Regions from separate parts of the Homo sapiens genome. Here region 1 is linked to region 2. Evidence: chromatin loops called from intact Hi-C (ENCODE). Cell type or tissue: PC-9. All regions are shown on one strand. Links, peaks and the distances in the headings refer to the core of each region. The heading gives the core; the rest is flanking DNA. Region 1 has its middle 370 kb from the start of PSAT1. Region 2 has its middle 310 kb from the start of PSAT1.

Evidence for each region. Hi-C counts contacts between places; a loop is a spot of excess contacts. Peaks named below come from ENCODE experiments on the same cell type or tissue, not always from the same donor. Only the 100,000 strongest peaks of a DNase experiment are listed, where the experiment ranks them.
Region 1: a loop joins it to region 2, with 4 times the contacts of the local background. A loop is called at or near these places in 2 of 110 quality-filtered maps.

The regions. Positions count from the first base shown.
Region 1 is chr9:78,664,406-78,672,747 of GRCh38, forward strand. No RefSeq gene overlaps it. Among named protein-coding and RNA genes, the nearest start is that of PSAT1, 370 kb to the left of the region's middle. In PC-9, for the core only: no CTCF peak of the experiment used is centred there; a DNase peak (open chromatin) is centred at 4,196.
Region 2 is chr9:78,598,712-78,607,053 of GRCh38, forward strand. No RefSeq gene overlaps it. Among named protein-coding and RNA genes, the nearest start is that of PSAT1, 310 kb to the left of the region's middle. In PC-9, for the core only: CTCF peaks have their summits at 3,461 (motif pointing right) and 3,663; no DNase peak of the experiment used is centred there; H3K27me3 peaks cover 1,378 bases.

The sequences.
Region 1 (8,342 bases), core at 46-8,045, 66 kb after region 2:
GAACCCAGGTGGCGGAGGTTGCAGTAAGCCAAGATTGTGCCAGTGCACTCCAGCCTAAATAACAGTGAGACTCTGTCTGAGAAAAAAAAAAAAAAAGAAAAAAGAAAAAAAAAGAAAATTTAACATCCTGAATCTGATCCCAGTGTTTAGGTTGTGGTCAAAGGCATGCAAACATTCTGAAAACTATTACATGCCAGGCTCTATGCTAAACTCTTTGCAGGTTGAATTAGGTAGGATAATGTTGTCTGCTATAATAAAGCTCAAAATTTTAGTGGCTTCTCACAATACAAGTTTTTCTTAGCTCATGGGTGCTCCTGGTTGATGAGTGACTTTCCTTTTCATAGTGTCTCGGTGATCCAGGCTGTTTCTATCACATGAAGACATCTTCCCACAGGACATTGTTATCCTTTGCCTTCAGCTAGTAGAAGCTAGGGACAGGACACGTTGGTACTTAAAAGTCCTGGCCTGGAAGAGAAATATATCACTTCTCCTCGCATTTCACTGGGGAAAGGTGGTGACATATTACCCCTGGATGCAAGGAGTGATTGGTAGATGTGATTCCTGCCTAGGAAGTTGCTTCCCACTTACAATATCATACTAAGGGGGAACACAAGTTTTATTAGACAGTTAGATGTGTCTACCACCTATATGCTGTTTAATCTCCACAGTAATCTTATAAGGTAGGTGCTATTAATGTTCCCATTTTACATATGAAGTTTATCTGAAAAGCAAGTAACCTGCCCAAAGTCACACAATTCAGAATTACAATTTTGAGCCAAAGAGATTCAAATCTGCGCTCTTAACTCCATAATACACTTCCTCTCAACTCATGAGAGTTCTAAGACAACTTGTTAATGGACTGGATTCTTTGAAAATTTCAGCTAGGATTCTGATAGGTAAAACCTATTAGAGATTGCCTACAATGTATGATAAGCAATAGGTCAAGTCCTCAAAATGAAAGCAAGTTTTAAAGTATTATTGATAGCATGATGTGGCTATTATTTCTGCAGGTTAATTGATGAATGTTGTTTCAAACAGAAAATGTTTAATGAGTTTGCATCTTTACAAATGCATATTTTAAATAGAGATATTTGAACCACGAAATAATTTGGGTTGTTTCTCACAAAAAAAGATAAATAAATTTGCATTTGTGCTACCCATTTGGAGAGTTGAGAGAAAGATTGGAAACTTGTGGCTTGTCTGGTTCCCATGGGTCATATTGATGGCACACAAGCATCGGGAGCATTTCCTGAGGAATTGCCAGTGTGTCTGTATTGATGGATGGAAACTACCACTGAACAATGCAGGTGGGTTCCAAAACTACCAAGCCCTTGGTTTAAAGTCAAACACAAATCTGGTTGGCACTACATAATGTTAGCTCAATTATGCTCCTCTCAAATAGGAGATTGAATATGTAGTATGTGCCAAAGTGATGCTTCAAAATCTAAATATAATATAGATTCACAAACTTAACAAGTGCTTTAGAAACTGCAAACCAGGACCCGTGGTTCAAGGCAGTGTAGATTTCTAGAAATTCTTTTATGCTTCCCACTTCAGAAACCAAACAGATAGGGATGTATGTGAAACCTCAGGGAAATCAGAATAAATATGTAGAGTCTTGAAATATTCACCTTTATTTGTCACATATAACAAGAATTCGAACTGCCATAAATAGCAAATACTCAAGAACTTTAAGTTGCTTAGTGTTACAGGCTTGGCTTACCAGGTGTAGTTTCTGTACCTAAAATGAGCAAGTTCAAGAAGGAAAGTAAAGGCCAGAGTCAAAAATTTTTCATTTTTCTGTATTGAGAGAATTTGATACTTTATCTAGAAAATGACAGCAAAATAGAAAAGGATAAATGAGTTAGAAAAAAAATTGGCTAGACTAATGAGTCATAAAAATCATCCAGGAGAAGCCAAATGTGTGATACTTGTTAAAATTATGCAAGGATCTTTTATCCTTGTGGACTTTATTGTTGAGCTAATAATAATATTAATTTAGCAGAAAAGTTGATTTTTACAATGCAGCTGTGTGGCGCAGTGGTGAAGAGCATGTCATTAATGGTGAGATTAGATCTTGGTTTAGATTCTAGACCTTCCACTTACTATCCATGCATCCTTGAGAAAGTCACTTAGCCTAAGAATTAGGTTACTTATCTATAAGTGGTTAAAGGAGAGGTGGACTAATTAAATCAACTAATCATTTAAACCTCTCAGTACACTCCTTGGCATGTACTAAATCCATGTAAATGATAATTGTTAATTTAATGACTCTTCTTAGTCAAATATTACATGAAAAGCGTGTGGGTCTTAAGAAATGTGAAACCAGTCTCCATAAAAGCTCTCTGCTTTCTAGAACATATACAATTGTCTGGAAAGCAAATTCTTGATGTAGCTTGTTCCTCATGATTTGAATCCCCTACCCAGGACTCTATGTCACCTTCAGGTTCTCTTCACATCTAGGTATTCTCGGCTATTTGTTTTACATGACACTAGACACATCCATGATGGAGATGGAGGAAGAAAGGGTGGTTCTGAAAGAGTTATCTCTGTGGGTGGAAAAAGCTGAGTATTCCCTGCAAGGTTCTTGTGTTGGGACATTGAGGATGACTCAGAGATTAGTAGGATGTGACATACGGGAGGTTCCGAGAAATAAAATTCATTGCTTTTATTTCAGCCTCATTGTCCAAATGAATCTTCCATATTGTGAGCCAAGAGAGTTTCTTACTACGAAGATTCTCCTCTCATAAATTTACTCCTGTGAGAAGTTGTCAAAAGCAGAGCCAAGATTGTGATCAACATGGATCATAATACTTATCAAAGTTGTCATCCTTCCTGAATCTCTCTCATTTTTGCATGTCTAGCCATCAGCCCCTGTTCCTTTATTTTAAAGCTTACACATCACCATTAAATTAAAATGTAGCAATTATTTATGACCTTTCAGTGCATTTATTTTTTTCTTGAAAGGCTTGTCTATGCTTGCTATTACAACTTTTGATAGCTAGGCAGTTAAATGAGAAAGACAATCTTCTGTATCATGATTTAGACTGAGGCAACTTACATTCTTAATGGTGTAAGCACTTTTGTCTGCTACTAGTAGAATGGATACATATGAGGGCTGTTAATTTAGCTGTAATGTGGGCTGCGTGGGAAAAGCTATAGGAGTTCTATTTAGTTGGTAGTAAACAACTTCGGAATCAATGTGTTTTTCTTTACTGAAGACTTGCTTAGTGCATTGGAAAAAAAATTCTATTAGTTTGCCTCATTTAGTAGTCACCACGCAGCCTGATGTGTGAGCCAGTGACACCCATTAAGGCCGGCATGACTGTTTGTAGCAAAATGAACTGAACCATCTGAATTCAACCCCAGCGTCATCATTCAGCAGGCCAGACAGAGCCATGATTTAGGATTTTCCCAACATTTTATGGCAATTTGTTTCATTTGCCGCAGGCCCGTAACGATGCAAATTGCCATAAAGTGGGATAATCAGGCAGTAGAAGTGTCATAAAACTGCAGGAGAAACAAATTTCCATCTTGGAACTTTGCATGCCGATGGATGTTGGGGAGAGCAAATGCGGGTGCTTTTTGCCGGTGTTATCTGGTTGCCAAGCTCTGTGCCAAGCAGAAATGATTCCATTTTGTCAATTTGTACTCATTTTGAAGCCAAAGAATGGAAGTGAAAGAGGACCTGAAAATATGAGGAAGCACCGGGCCAAAGTCTCTCCTCAGATGCCTGGGCTCTGATACTGGGAGCAGTGGTCCAAGGGAGAGGAGGCCAAATATATGCCATTAGATAGATGGAGAACAAATTAAACAGCTCTTAGGGACTGGAGTGCTTTGGCCTTCTGAAATGTCATGGTCCTTTTCCTGATATGTTTGTGGGATGCCTGTCCTGTCTTGAGCAGCCCTGCCTCTTTTTTGCCATGAATAGCCTGTCTCAAGGTGAGAACATATCAGGCTAGAACCAGCATTGTTAGACTGAAGCTCTTTGGGCCCTGCTGAGAACTGGGACGTGGTTGAGATGAAAGAGTTCATTCTCAAATATCCATTGCTTGCCCTTGGAAGCAAAAACGGAGTGTTTCTTTTATTTTTTTATTTTATTTTATTTTTATTTTTATGCCTGAGCAGCAGACTTCCTTTGTCTTTATGCATTTTTATTTTTTTTTCTTCTCCTGGCCACATTCCTATCTCATGGGTCATTTACACGTTTCAGGTATCATGAGTCATCCTTTGAAGAATCACATGGCCTGAAATTTTCAGGTCTCACCCTACAGCTAATAATGAGGTTGTTTTGCCTTCACCCTTTATTTTTGTGTTGTCTATTTTGTTTCCTGTTTTGTAATATTACATTAATGGCATTGGTTTGAAAGTTCCCTAAGGATACATTCTATAGCTCCGTTCCTGCTAACTGAGCTGTTTTTGACAGATATCTTAATAACGTACTAGCTCATTGCCAAGCTGCTAGGGGTAAGAGCTAAAATCATTTCTTCTTTTTTTAAAAATGAAATATATCCCAGGGAAAGTGTCTCTAGAATTCCTCTGATTTTATTTTATAAACTGAATTTGTCATGAACTCCCCAATGAGCAAGTCTGTTTCCCAATTTTGATGCTGTTGTATCCTAAGAGTTAGGCAGTAGGGAAGACGGTAAAAACTGGTCTCTTTCTGGCTTTTGCAATGGTGATATTTTATCTATAGCTTTCACATGCAGTCATTTTCATGTTCTTATGTTTCTCATCTAATTTAGAACATGTTCTGTGATCATTTTAAATTGAATGTATACAGGATAAGATATATATAGCTAATGTTGATCATAAACATTGATTGTGGGCGCATAATATACCCTATATTGTAGTATCTCTTTATGTTCGTTATCTCATTTAATTGCAAAAACAAGCCAATGATGTGTTTTATTTTCAAAACATTCCTATTTTGGGGAGGAGCTCTTGGATTTTTAAGAAATATTTTAAGCAGAGTTGTAAACAGGATTATGTTGACTATTGAGTGGATTGATTCCCTTTCTTGCAGCGAGCAAGTTTGGTTCTGGTTTCTAAAGATGGTATCTTACAGGATACCGAGTCATGGTCAGAGATGTAATACTTGGTAATTGTTTAAGTACAATGTTAATTGTTAAGTAAAATGTAGAAATTGGCAAACACCTGAGAAAATAAAAATTATATTTGGGATGCCTAGAAAAATTAATTCGCTGGAAATTCACAAGGTATTGGTGAAATGATCAACTTTGATGTTTCGTAGAGCTATGATGCAGGATCTTTCTTGAATGATGTCGTCCATGTGCCCTCCTAAAGTTAAAGTGAAGACTGTGCATTAGCATTTGGTGATTCATCATACTTCCTGCAAATCCCTCTTTGTCCATGATATCCTTCTCCTCTCAAAGTTTCCTCATGGTTTTATTTCTCCGGCGTTTGCTCCATGAATGGGATTCCCCTCACGCTCTTCTGCCCATGAAGTCATCTTTGATTCATGACCTGAGAAATGTCAGCGAATTAGATAAACTCAAGAGTTTTAAATGGAAAAGGAAACTAGGCTAATGTCTTGATAAATCATACAGATAAATAATAGGTTGGTTTTGGGTAGAGAAATAAAAATACCTCAGGAGGGGACGTTCCTATTATGCATAGAAGGAAACATCTAAAAAACTTGTTTAAGATACTGTAATTGAATTGTCTGTCAGTGGGGAGATGATCTTGAGATTTCAACACCAAGCAGTAAACACAAAATGGTAGGTATCAAGAGATTGATGGGATGGGTTGCGTTGTAGATGCCATACCAATATAGTAGAAGCTATCTAGCAGAAGGCAGATTTACATTTACTAGTAAGCCATAAGTTCCAGGAGTGGCTCTCAAGTTCCAGGAGTGGCTCTCATTATGGAGTAACTGAATGAACATAAAAGTAGAAAGGAATGGAAGTGGTATTTCTGCAGGACATACTACAGGCTCTTTGGCCAGTCATTCCAGATTTAATCACAGAACTATCAAAGAGACTGGGTATAATAGTGATGGGGTAGTGCTATGATTGGGATACTGTTTGGAAGTCTCACTCAGCTGAAAATAGAACTTTCAATCATTTTTATTCACTTTACTCAGTAAAGTGATCTTTCTGAAGAACTAACAGTGGGATCACTACTCTCAATCTAATCCTGATCAAATGAGAGGAACAGTTTGGAAAACAATTTACTACATTCCTTCCTGTTGTGTGCCAAAAATTGTGTGTGATTTGAAACACTAGAAACATGCAAATATATTTCTAGAGACACAGTCAGAGAATCCTAGATTTAGGAAAGGTAGATATTAGAAATTAGAACCAAATCATGAGCAAGGTGAAGCTCTTAAAATTGCATTTAAATGTTAATTGCATTTAAAATGTTAAAATCTTAACATTGCATGGGGGAATTTCACAACTAATAATGTTTGTTGTGGTCAATTCAACTATGAGTAAAAGTAAAATAACATTTTGATATAAATTATGTATTTTAGGAAAGCAGAATTCTAAGATAACTTGTTACAGACTAACACTAAGTGGCCGTGAAACATTTTGATTTCTAGTATTTGATTAACTTTGTCTCCCCAAATAAGCTAAAGCTGGTGCCCCAGCCATTACTGAGCTGCTACTTCTTTGAGTTCATCTGAGGAGTAAATGAGGCAACAGAAGGCTTTCCTCCCACTTCTGAGACAGCCGTCCTGGAGGATGGTGGGTTCTGGCCTACTGTATTGCACAGGATTGGGGCAGGAAAGGGAACACTGAAAGAGTTGCGAGACCTGGTCTTGGGCAGGGCTGTATTCAGATTTCTTATCCATCATGTTTAGAGAATGGGTTGATGTCCACAGTGATTTCTCTAACTAGTTTCAAACTGAACTATCAACTCTTTAAAGGAAGAACATGCTCATCCTCATATTGTAAAAAAAATATTTGGATCTGGAACCAGAGCTGGGGAAACAGGATGACAAGGATCAATGCTACATCGTTCACTGTCCTAGTGTAGTCATCAATATATTGGTCCCTCATCTCTTTTGATAAGAACCTGATATTAAGTGGGCTCAAGTTGGTTGATTCATATGGGTTAAATGGACTGTTTTAAATTACGCATAAACTATACAAGCCATAAAATTGCAAGAGTGAGGGAAAGGGTGACTTGGTGATGGAAAGAATGCTGGCCAAGAAGAGTAGCAGGAATCTGTGAGAGTAATTTCAAGAGATAAAAGCCTGGAATTAGTTGAGACTGGCAGAAAGACAGGTTCATAACAGAAAATGTTTAAAATTTTGATGTCTATTTGATGAATAGACTGCAAAGACAGAAGAAATGGTCTCTGGGTAGAGAAGTTGGGGAACTGGAGGATAGTGGCTAGAGGGAGACTTGCTTTGTAACGTAGACTCTTTAGTACTTTTTGAAATTTTTTTATCGTATGCCCTTGCTAGCTTTTCAAATAATTGAATGATGGAGGAAGATTAAAACAAAATAGGCATGTGGTAGATACAACTCAGTGCTGTCCAATCTCCACTTCTTATGTGAAGATAAGATCTTGGCAGTGATATGTGAGCAGGAGGGAGTTGTATTTCCAGGGGCCTTTCTTCAAGGGAGGGAGTATGCCCCCCCTCCACCTCTTCCCCTTCCTACTGGCTGCAATGTGGGTTGTTTGAGCTTTCTTGTGTAAATATTTGAGGAATGGCAGAGCAGAAGACACAAGGAAACTGGGCTGCTCGTTTTTTTTTGGTAGGGAACAGCCAAAATACTTGGAACTTATACACTTATCCTTAGTACTATTGTATTAGTCAGGGTTCTCTAGAGGGAAGAACTAATAGGATATATATGTATATGTGTATGTAAAGGGGAGTTTATTAAATATCAACCCTGCACGATCACAAGCCCCTACAATAGGCTGTCTGCAAGCTGAGAGCAAGGAGAGCCAGTCTGAGTCCTAAAACTGAAGAACTTGGAGTCTGATGTTTGAGGGCAGGAAGTCGGAGTCTGATGTTAAAGGCTAGGCCAGTCTAGTCTTTTCATGTTTTTCTGCTTACTTTAAATTCTAGCTGTGCTGGCAGCTGATTAGATGGTGCCCACCCAGATTAAGGGTGCATCTGCCTTTCCCAGCCCACTGACTCAAATGTTAATCTCCTTTGACAACACCCTCACAGACACACCCAGGATCAATACGTTGCATCATTCAATCCAATCAAGTTGACACTCAGTATTAACCATCACAACTGTGAAGCATTCCAGTATAGTTCAGGGCAATAAAGAAAACAATTGAGTATCTACTAAGTGACAGGAATCATGCTGATAAAGTGGAATAGATGAGACCATCATCGCTTGACCAATGAGCA
Region 2 (8,342 bases), core at 153-8,152:
TACCACTAATGACTTTGAAATGGGACATTGACTCAGAATTAGTGACAATCAAGTGTTAATGGTCCTTGCCTTTGCAGCCTATCAGCAACTCATCTCAGCTGATCATTAGTTCCCAGAAAATAAGCTGGATCAGGCTTTCCCAAGATGTGGCCATTTACAAAAGATTCCTGATTGTCATTGGAACCGCTCACTTATCTTTCCTTGCTTTTTCTATTTTTATGTCCACTCGGCTTATGCTTTTGATCAAAAGGACTGATCTATGCCAAATACAGTAGGTCGGTGAGAAGAATTTTTAAAAAAGGGAAAAGAAATAGAACAAAATATTCATCCTGAATTCACACACACCATAATAAAATCACGGAGCATAATTGCCAGACACCACCATAGAGATTATCTAATTGAACTTCTTCACTTCTCATTTTATAAATGAGGAAACTGAGGCCTGGGAGGCTAAGTGACTTTCCCAAGGTTCACAAAAGAGAAAACAAACCATACCTAAACAACACTCTTTATTTCTCTAAACATTTCTGAGTTCTTTCTGTCACTGGGCATCTCATCACAGACTCATCATGATGAATCAATTTGCCAAAAAATGTGATAGAGAAATCAATCAAAATTTCATTGCAGAAATTACTGGTACACTTTCTACTTCTTAATATGTGATGCTCTGAAGATTGACATCTTCAAAAGACAATAGAAAAAATAAAACAGACAAAATAATTGTAAATGACCAGTGGGATCAACCCATAGGCACGTATTTCTCCTGGTAAGTATTTTGTGAACCTAATTATGATCCATCTAACCAGGGTTTAGCAGGTAGTCAGTTATAGAGATGCTCAGTTCCTTCTTGTTCGCTGGATTTAAGCAGTGTTTGGCGTGTGCTGATTTATAATGCACCATTTCTGCATCTGTTTGCCCTCAGCTTTATTCCATGCTCTTTCCTGCTCTGTCCTGCATTGTATTGGATGGACCACTTTTAGACGACTTTTTCTAGGGTTCCTTGTTATCTGACAGGGTTTGCAGGAGCTGGCTCTTTTCAATGTGTGAGAGCCAGTTGACAAATATTCAGAGATCCTGTGAACTGGTTGTTCACACTGGTTAATATCACCATTAAAATTAAGTTATCTAAACTTACGTTAAATAAGTTATTGTATACTAAAAAGCAATGGTAATATCTATTCCAAATGTATCATTTCCTAATTATTTTGCTACCCTTCTTTTGACTGTCTGCGCTCTAGAGGTTATGGTATATCTGTATTTATGGGAAACACTACATAACAGTGTGCCATCATTGTGCATCTCTCCTCAACTTCACATTCATGGAGCATACAAGCAGTAGCTTGAAATTTGCCAAGTGAGAGTATTCATGCTATGGAAATCAGCAAATGCTACGAATCAGGGCTTGTTTTTCTTGGAGAGTCACTAGTTAACATGCTGTTTTCCAGCAGTATTTAGCCAGTGGGAAGCACTGAAGAGAGCTCAGAGGATTGGTGGAAGGAAGAAGTCATGGTTTTTCATCTTTTCTTCTGTGGCCTTGGGAATATCTCTTCCCTTGCCTCCTCCAGTTGTCCCTCTATTGAAGGGGTGGTGGCCAGGCGCGGTGGCTCACTCCTGTAATCCCAGCACTTTAGGAGGCCAAGGCGGGCGGATCACAAGGTCAGGAGTTAGAGACCAGCCTGGCCAACATGGTGAAACCCCGTCTCTACTAAAAACACAACAATTAGCCAGGAGTGGTGGCAGGTGCCTGTAATCCCAGCTACTTAGGAGGCTGAGGCAGGAGAATCGCTTGAACCCAGGAGGCAGAGGTTGTAGTGAGCTGAGATCATGCCACTGTACTCCAGCCTGGGCAACAGAGCGAGACTCTGTCTTAAAAATAAATAAATAAATAATAAAAATAAAAAAGAAGGGGTGGTATTGGCTTCCTGTTGTTGCTAATCTCTGGGTTGCTTCACTGTTTGACATTTGTCACTGAGCTTCTCAGTTCTTCTATCACCAGTGTCACCAATTCTCTGTACTAAATTCTTTCTGCTTTACATATTTGAATGCTTTTTCCCCCATTTAGACCTTATCTGATACATATAGCAAATTTATTTACACAGGTGTCTTTTGTTTTCGGTAGCACTTTTAATGTCAGAGCTTACAAAATTTAAAATAATATGATGTGTTAGCGATAGAAAGCCCTCTCTTTATTCAGAAGAAGAATTAAAGTGCCAGAAAGCGTAAGCAATTTGTTATAGTAGGTTGGTGAAAAGCAATAATGCTTTCCCAGCATATACTGGGATTTTTGACCCACACATTAATATTTTGAGCTAGAAATAATATAGAATTTATTAGAACTACTGAATGCCCTCAGTACTTTTTTGATATCTGAGTTTCGACTTGATAGCTCATATTCTGCCTTTGTTTAGGTATTTTTTTTTGTTTATGATGCCATGGTGGCCAAATCATGTCTACAATGAGAAATTTTAAAATATTGAATAGATTTTTGAAAATTGAACTGGCAGTCAGCTGGCTGTCTTACTGTCTTATAAAAATAACACCCCTGGATGTCGGCTGCAGTGGCTCATGCCTGTAATTCCAGTATCTTGGAAGGCCGAGGTAGGAAGATATCTGGAAGCCAGTTGTTTGAGACCAGCCTGGGCAATATAGCGAGACCTTGTCTCTACAAAACATTTAAAGATTATCCAGGCACAGCAGTGCGCCTGAGCTGAGCCTAGCTACCCAGGAGGCTGAGGTGGAAGGATCACTTGAGCCAGGAGTTCAAGGGTACGTGTGAGCCGTGATCACACCGCTGCACTCCAGTCTGTGTGACAGAGCAAGAGCCTGAATTAAAAAAAAAAAAAAAGCCTATTGGATATATAGCTGCTGTGTCTGGGTTCTGTCTCTCTGTTTATGAAGGTCCATTAACTTATTTCATAGTCAAAATCCACATGATTCTCTGGGACACAGGGAAGAAAGATACTAAGGAGGGGTAGTTTCTTCTTTTCCTATGGTTTTGTAGAATATAGAGAAAGTGGATTTTACTTAGTAAATGACTGAATGGTTTCATATATCATCTCATAGAAAAACATTAATTTTTAAATTCTGCTGAAGTGGCTTAGATTATAAACACTGCTCTTGTTACTTCATATCTTGCAAGTCTCCTTTAGTGCTCTGTTATTAAAATATTGTGAAAGAGAAAGAGCGCTGATTAAACGTGCCTACATGGATACATTTACATTAATGCATGATGATTAATTATAAGTTAATATGCTCATTCACAAAAATATTTTAAGGTGGCATAATGATAAGGCTGCATTGATAACCTTGCACAGCCCCTTATTAACTTTATCAAAAGCCAGATATGAGGTGACGTTAACACATTTTGGAGTGGCATGCCAGCAAGCCAACTGGCTTTCCGTGAGTGTCATACTCACTTTGGACCACAAGATGCCGCTCAATAATCCGTTATGATTTAGGTCTTTTGTTACAAGCCAAATGACATTTCCATTTATTTTACATGCTCTCCAATTACATATTAAAACTTATAGTGGGTGGGTTGTGGGGAGGAGACCCTGACTCTGAAAGCACTTTTTAACTTGGATGTGGGAAATCTATGAATAATTTATTTAAGGTATACAGATGCAGGCTGAGAATTCAGACAACATAGAATTGTGGCATCCTCAGCTTCTGTGCGTGTGTGTACTTGTCTACTCTTGCCCTGCTGTCTACCCAGCCCTTTTTGTATAGTCACCAGCACCATCTGCCCCCGAATGAAATAATTTCCTGCTGGTTCTCGCTAGCAACTCACAAAACAACCTATTTTTGTAACTATTCAAAATGTCAAAGGATTACCTTAAAATAAAAACACATAATCAGCTTTCTATTTTTCAGGCAGCAATTAAGTAGTCACAACATGGCAGTCCATAGATGAAAGCTCCAGAAATAATTGTTTCCAAAGGTAATCACTGGAAGAAGATAATTTTATTTCCCAAGTCCTTGTCTTAGGCTTAAAAAACAATTCAGCCTGAAGATTCAGATGGCTTTGGTCTTTAACTTTCCCATCAAATTTGCCCTACATTTAAATTTATATGTTTTAATTTTTTTGAGATAAGATGGAAGCAAGTCTTCCCCACAAATACTTTTTTATGACCAGTGTCTAAACACGAGCCAAGGTGGTCACATTATGGAAACACATTCCTTGGAAATTTGAGGGGCCAGGCTTTAGAGAAGAAGCAGCTACATAAGGAAATCTCTTCCATAAACGTCATGTAGGAAAGTTACTTTGCCTTTTTCTGGTGTTAATTTGGCAGCAATAGAGCTGATCTGCCTCCTAGATAAAATAGACTACCTAGGTGGTATGATTTCCAGGTTGTCAAGAAATAGCCCTCAACATAGTCTCTTCTTAACTGTCACTTCCATTTTAGTGTGTTGGTTTTCAGATACTTTAGTCTATCTGGCTGAGCACAGGATTTTAAGAGATGGAGACTGATGATCAGAACAAACAAACATATGAGAGACTCTGTATGATGGTGAGAGGAGAGAGAGTAAGCAGCAGAAATGGGAGGAGAATGACCAAGACGTGGAAAGAAAGAGATGCTCTAGGAAAAGCCCCACCTAGTGCATTGTCTCAGTCCATTCTTAGGATGGGATCAACTTGGTGGTGTGAGCATTTAGTTTAGACAATAAAAAATGGACTCTCAAAAAACTGAAAATAGAATTACCATATGATCCAGCATTCCCACTGCTGGTCATATATCCAAAAGAAAGAAAATCCTTATATCTAAGAGATATCATCTGCACTCCCATGCTTATGACAGCACTATACACAATAGCCAAAATTTGGAAGCAACCTAAGTGTCCATCAATGGATAAATGGATAAAGATAATGTGGTACATATACATAATGGAATATTATTCAGCTATAAACAAGAGTGAAATCCTGTCATTTGCAGCAACACAGATGGTCCTTATGTTAAGGACAATAAACCAGGCACAGCAAAACAAATACTGCATGTTCTCACTCATATGAGGGAGCTAGAAAGTGGATCTCATGACAATTGAGAGTAGAATGATGGTTTTCAGAGGCTGGGAAGAAGGCGGTGTGGAGAAGGGTATGAAGACAGGTTGGTTGATGGGCAAGTATAAACATACAGTTAGAAGAAATAAGTTCTAGTATTCAAAAGTATGGCAGGGAAATTATTGTTAACAACAATTTATTGTATATTTCAAAATAGATAGAAAAGTTATAATGTTCCCAACAGAAAGAATAATGTTTGAGGTGATGGATATTCCAATTACCCTGATTTGATCATTGTACATTGTATACAGGTATCAAAATCATATGTACCCCCAAAATATATGTAACTATTAAATATCCATAAAAAATGAATGGAGAGGCTTGTCCTCTGAGCCAGCTTTCTCATTTTTCGTCAGTCCTGGCTCTCTATATCACTGAGAGACACATCACATTTCTTTCTTCATTCTCATTCATTTGTTCATTCTTGTGAATTCAACATATGTTCATGAATAGTTCAACAACTATTTATCTTGTACTAACCCTCCACCAGGTACTGGATTAGTGACTGTGGATATGAAGATGAAAAACATTCGATTGTCAGAACTACAAGGAGACTATCACTGGAACTATTATGCAGAAAATCTCATTTTTTTCTTAAAAATATCCTAATATATAGTGGAAATGTTAAATTTTGCTGTATTTAATGTAAAAGTGAAAAAACATAGCTTCTTTAGACCAGTGATTCTCAAGCCTTCAAATGCACAGCCATCATCCAGGGATTTGGTTAGAACACAGATTGTAAGTCAGAATGTCTAAGGCTAGGCTTGAAATTGTGCATTTATAACGAGCTCTTGGGTGATGCTGATTCAGGGGACCACACTTTACGTAACAGGCTTTAGCCTGTGGGGTGATTAGTTATCCAGAAAGAGAGAAGTTTCTCACAGGAAAATGATCCACTTCTAGGTCAGAGGGAGGAGAAAACAGGTGTTAAGACAAACCTCTATAAAAGTAAGACAGGGGTAAGACAGAGAGGATCTGTTTCTGATGAATCACTCTCTGCCACCTGACTCTGTCTGCGTTTTCAGGATCAGACATATCGTACCGTACACCAGGATACAGGTTTTCTCCTAAGAGGGACACTGATCATTTCCTGCATCACTATTTTGAAACATCAGAACCGAAATGGTTTTTATGTTCCTAAAAGAAGAAGAAGAAGAAGAAAAAGGCACCACTTTCCGATAACCCCCATTAACTACAGGGGTCATTGTGGCAAAATGAATGGGATTAGAAATCTGCTAAAAGCTGCAGTATATGGTACGCGGTGACTGACAAGCCTTTCGCTGAGTAGTTACAAATGGGACTAATGGTTTAAACTTGTTAGTCATTGTCAGAGCCTCTGATCCTTGAGTCAGCCATGGATGCTATGGCAGAAATCGATAAGGCACCACTTTCCGCAGTGAACTGCTAGACCATATAGATTGCCTGGAGGGAAATACTGAGTTCCCTCCCAGGCTGCCAGATGAAAGCAGGCAGCTAAATCTCCAGGAAGATTGACCACACTGCTCGGGGCAATTAGGCCTTTCACCACTTTGAACGATGATTATAAACGGGGGAGAGGGTTGGGAGAGTGAAGGGGAGACAGCTCTGCATGACAAACTGAAAGCTGGAAGCCATTTTGGGGAGCCTTGTCAGTTTCATGGTCACTGAGGGCATTTTTTTTCCTTTCCGTTGTTCAGATTGTTATACAGTGAATGTGCTGGGGCTGCTGCTTTTCCTTCCTTTCTTCTTTCCCTTTATTTTTCTTTAGAAGCTGGAGAAGGGAAGACAGGCAGCCAGAGCAGCACTTGGTTGATGATAAACTGTAAACTGCAGCTGAACTCCATTAATCCGTTCAATCCCTAAAGCCTGGGGCCTGAGTGCGTGTCGGAGGAGGGCTTCCTGTTGGGTACATTTCAAAACAATCACATCCCATTGTTCAGTGCCTTTTTGGGTAGAGTCCTGCGAGGATGCCAAAATCATCAGCGAAAGAAAGTGCATGTTCCCGCAACAATTACAGACAAGCTGCAGATTATCAGCAGGCTGCAAGGGGCAAGGTGCTGGGGCCCATTTGGCAGAGGGCTCTGCTTGGAGAGGAGCCTCATATCTGATGCACACAAGGCTGCACCCAGCATTATTATTAAGGGCGTCCAAGTGCTCCGTGGCTGCCTAGGCTGCGGGAAGCCCAGATGTGCAAGAGAAAGGAACTGCAGGAGATGTGCAAAGCTTTGCCTTGGTTCTGGGCAGAAAGGCAGGGCAGCTTAGCCTCATGTCAAAGAGTTTCTGGCCTCTTTCTGCTTCATCAACTTTGTATTTCTGCTCAAATTTCAACTGGCGATGCATCTCCATTCCCTTGTTTCTGTTGTCGAGTTCCATTCCCTTTCTAACATTAGCTTCATGATTGATTTGTTTAATTTTTTTCTTTTCTTATCAGGCCCTGGCTCGTAGTCCACTGTTGACTTTAAGTTGTACTGTAAACCACGTTCCGCTAAGTATTGTTTAACTGTCAAGTGGATGGGGAGGCAAGATGTTGTGGGAGTAATCCCAAAGTGCTGCTCTGTGGCAGGGCTGTCAGTCAGAGGTTCTTGGACCATTTCACCACCCTGGTGACTGCAGTCCTTGGTGGAGACTGTGGAAAAGTCTGTTTTTTTGAGGATTGCTTGGTGCCTGGTGCCTGGCATTTTAAAGATGTGTATACCAAGAATTGAAATGCTGAAGTTCATTAGGAAACAAGAAGGTACTTGGAGGGAGTGAGTGCTGCCTGTCCTTGATGGTGCTCATCTCTTCCATGGCAGGGGGTGGGGGGCGATTCAGGGGGATTGTTTGTTGCCATTTTTTGTTGCATGGAAAGAGGAGCTGGGGCCCAAAGAGGCAACTAATGGGCATTTTTTGCTCATCTTCAATTCACTAAGCATCCATGAAACATCGCCTGCTGTCAAAAGACCTTAGCCCAGGTGGCTCCCAGTCAGATGGGAAGCTTCACATTACCTATTTACGATCCCACGAGGATGGATTGACCCCTTATGGCCCACGGAATGTACAACATCAAGAGTGAACCCTAATGTAAACTATGAACTTTGGGGGATAATGATGTGTCAATGTGGGTTCCTCAGTTGTAACAAACATACCATACTGGTGGGAAATATTTTTAATAAAGGAGGCTGTTATGTGTGTGAGGGGAGAGGGTACATGGGAACTCTCTGTACGTACCTTCCTCTCAGTTTTGCTGTGAACCTAAAACTACTTTAAAAAATAAAGTCCATTAAAAAACAAAACAAAACAAAAAAACTAAAGAGGGAATTATAAC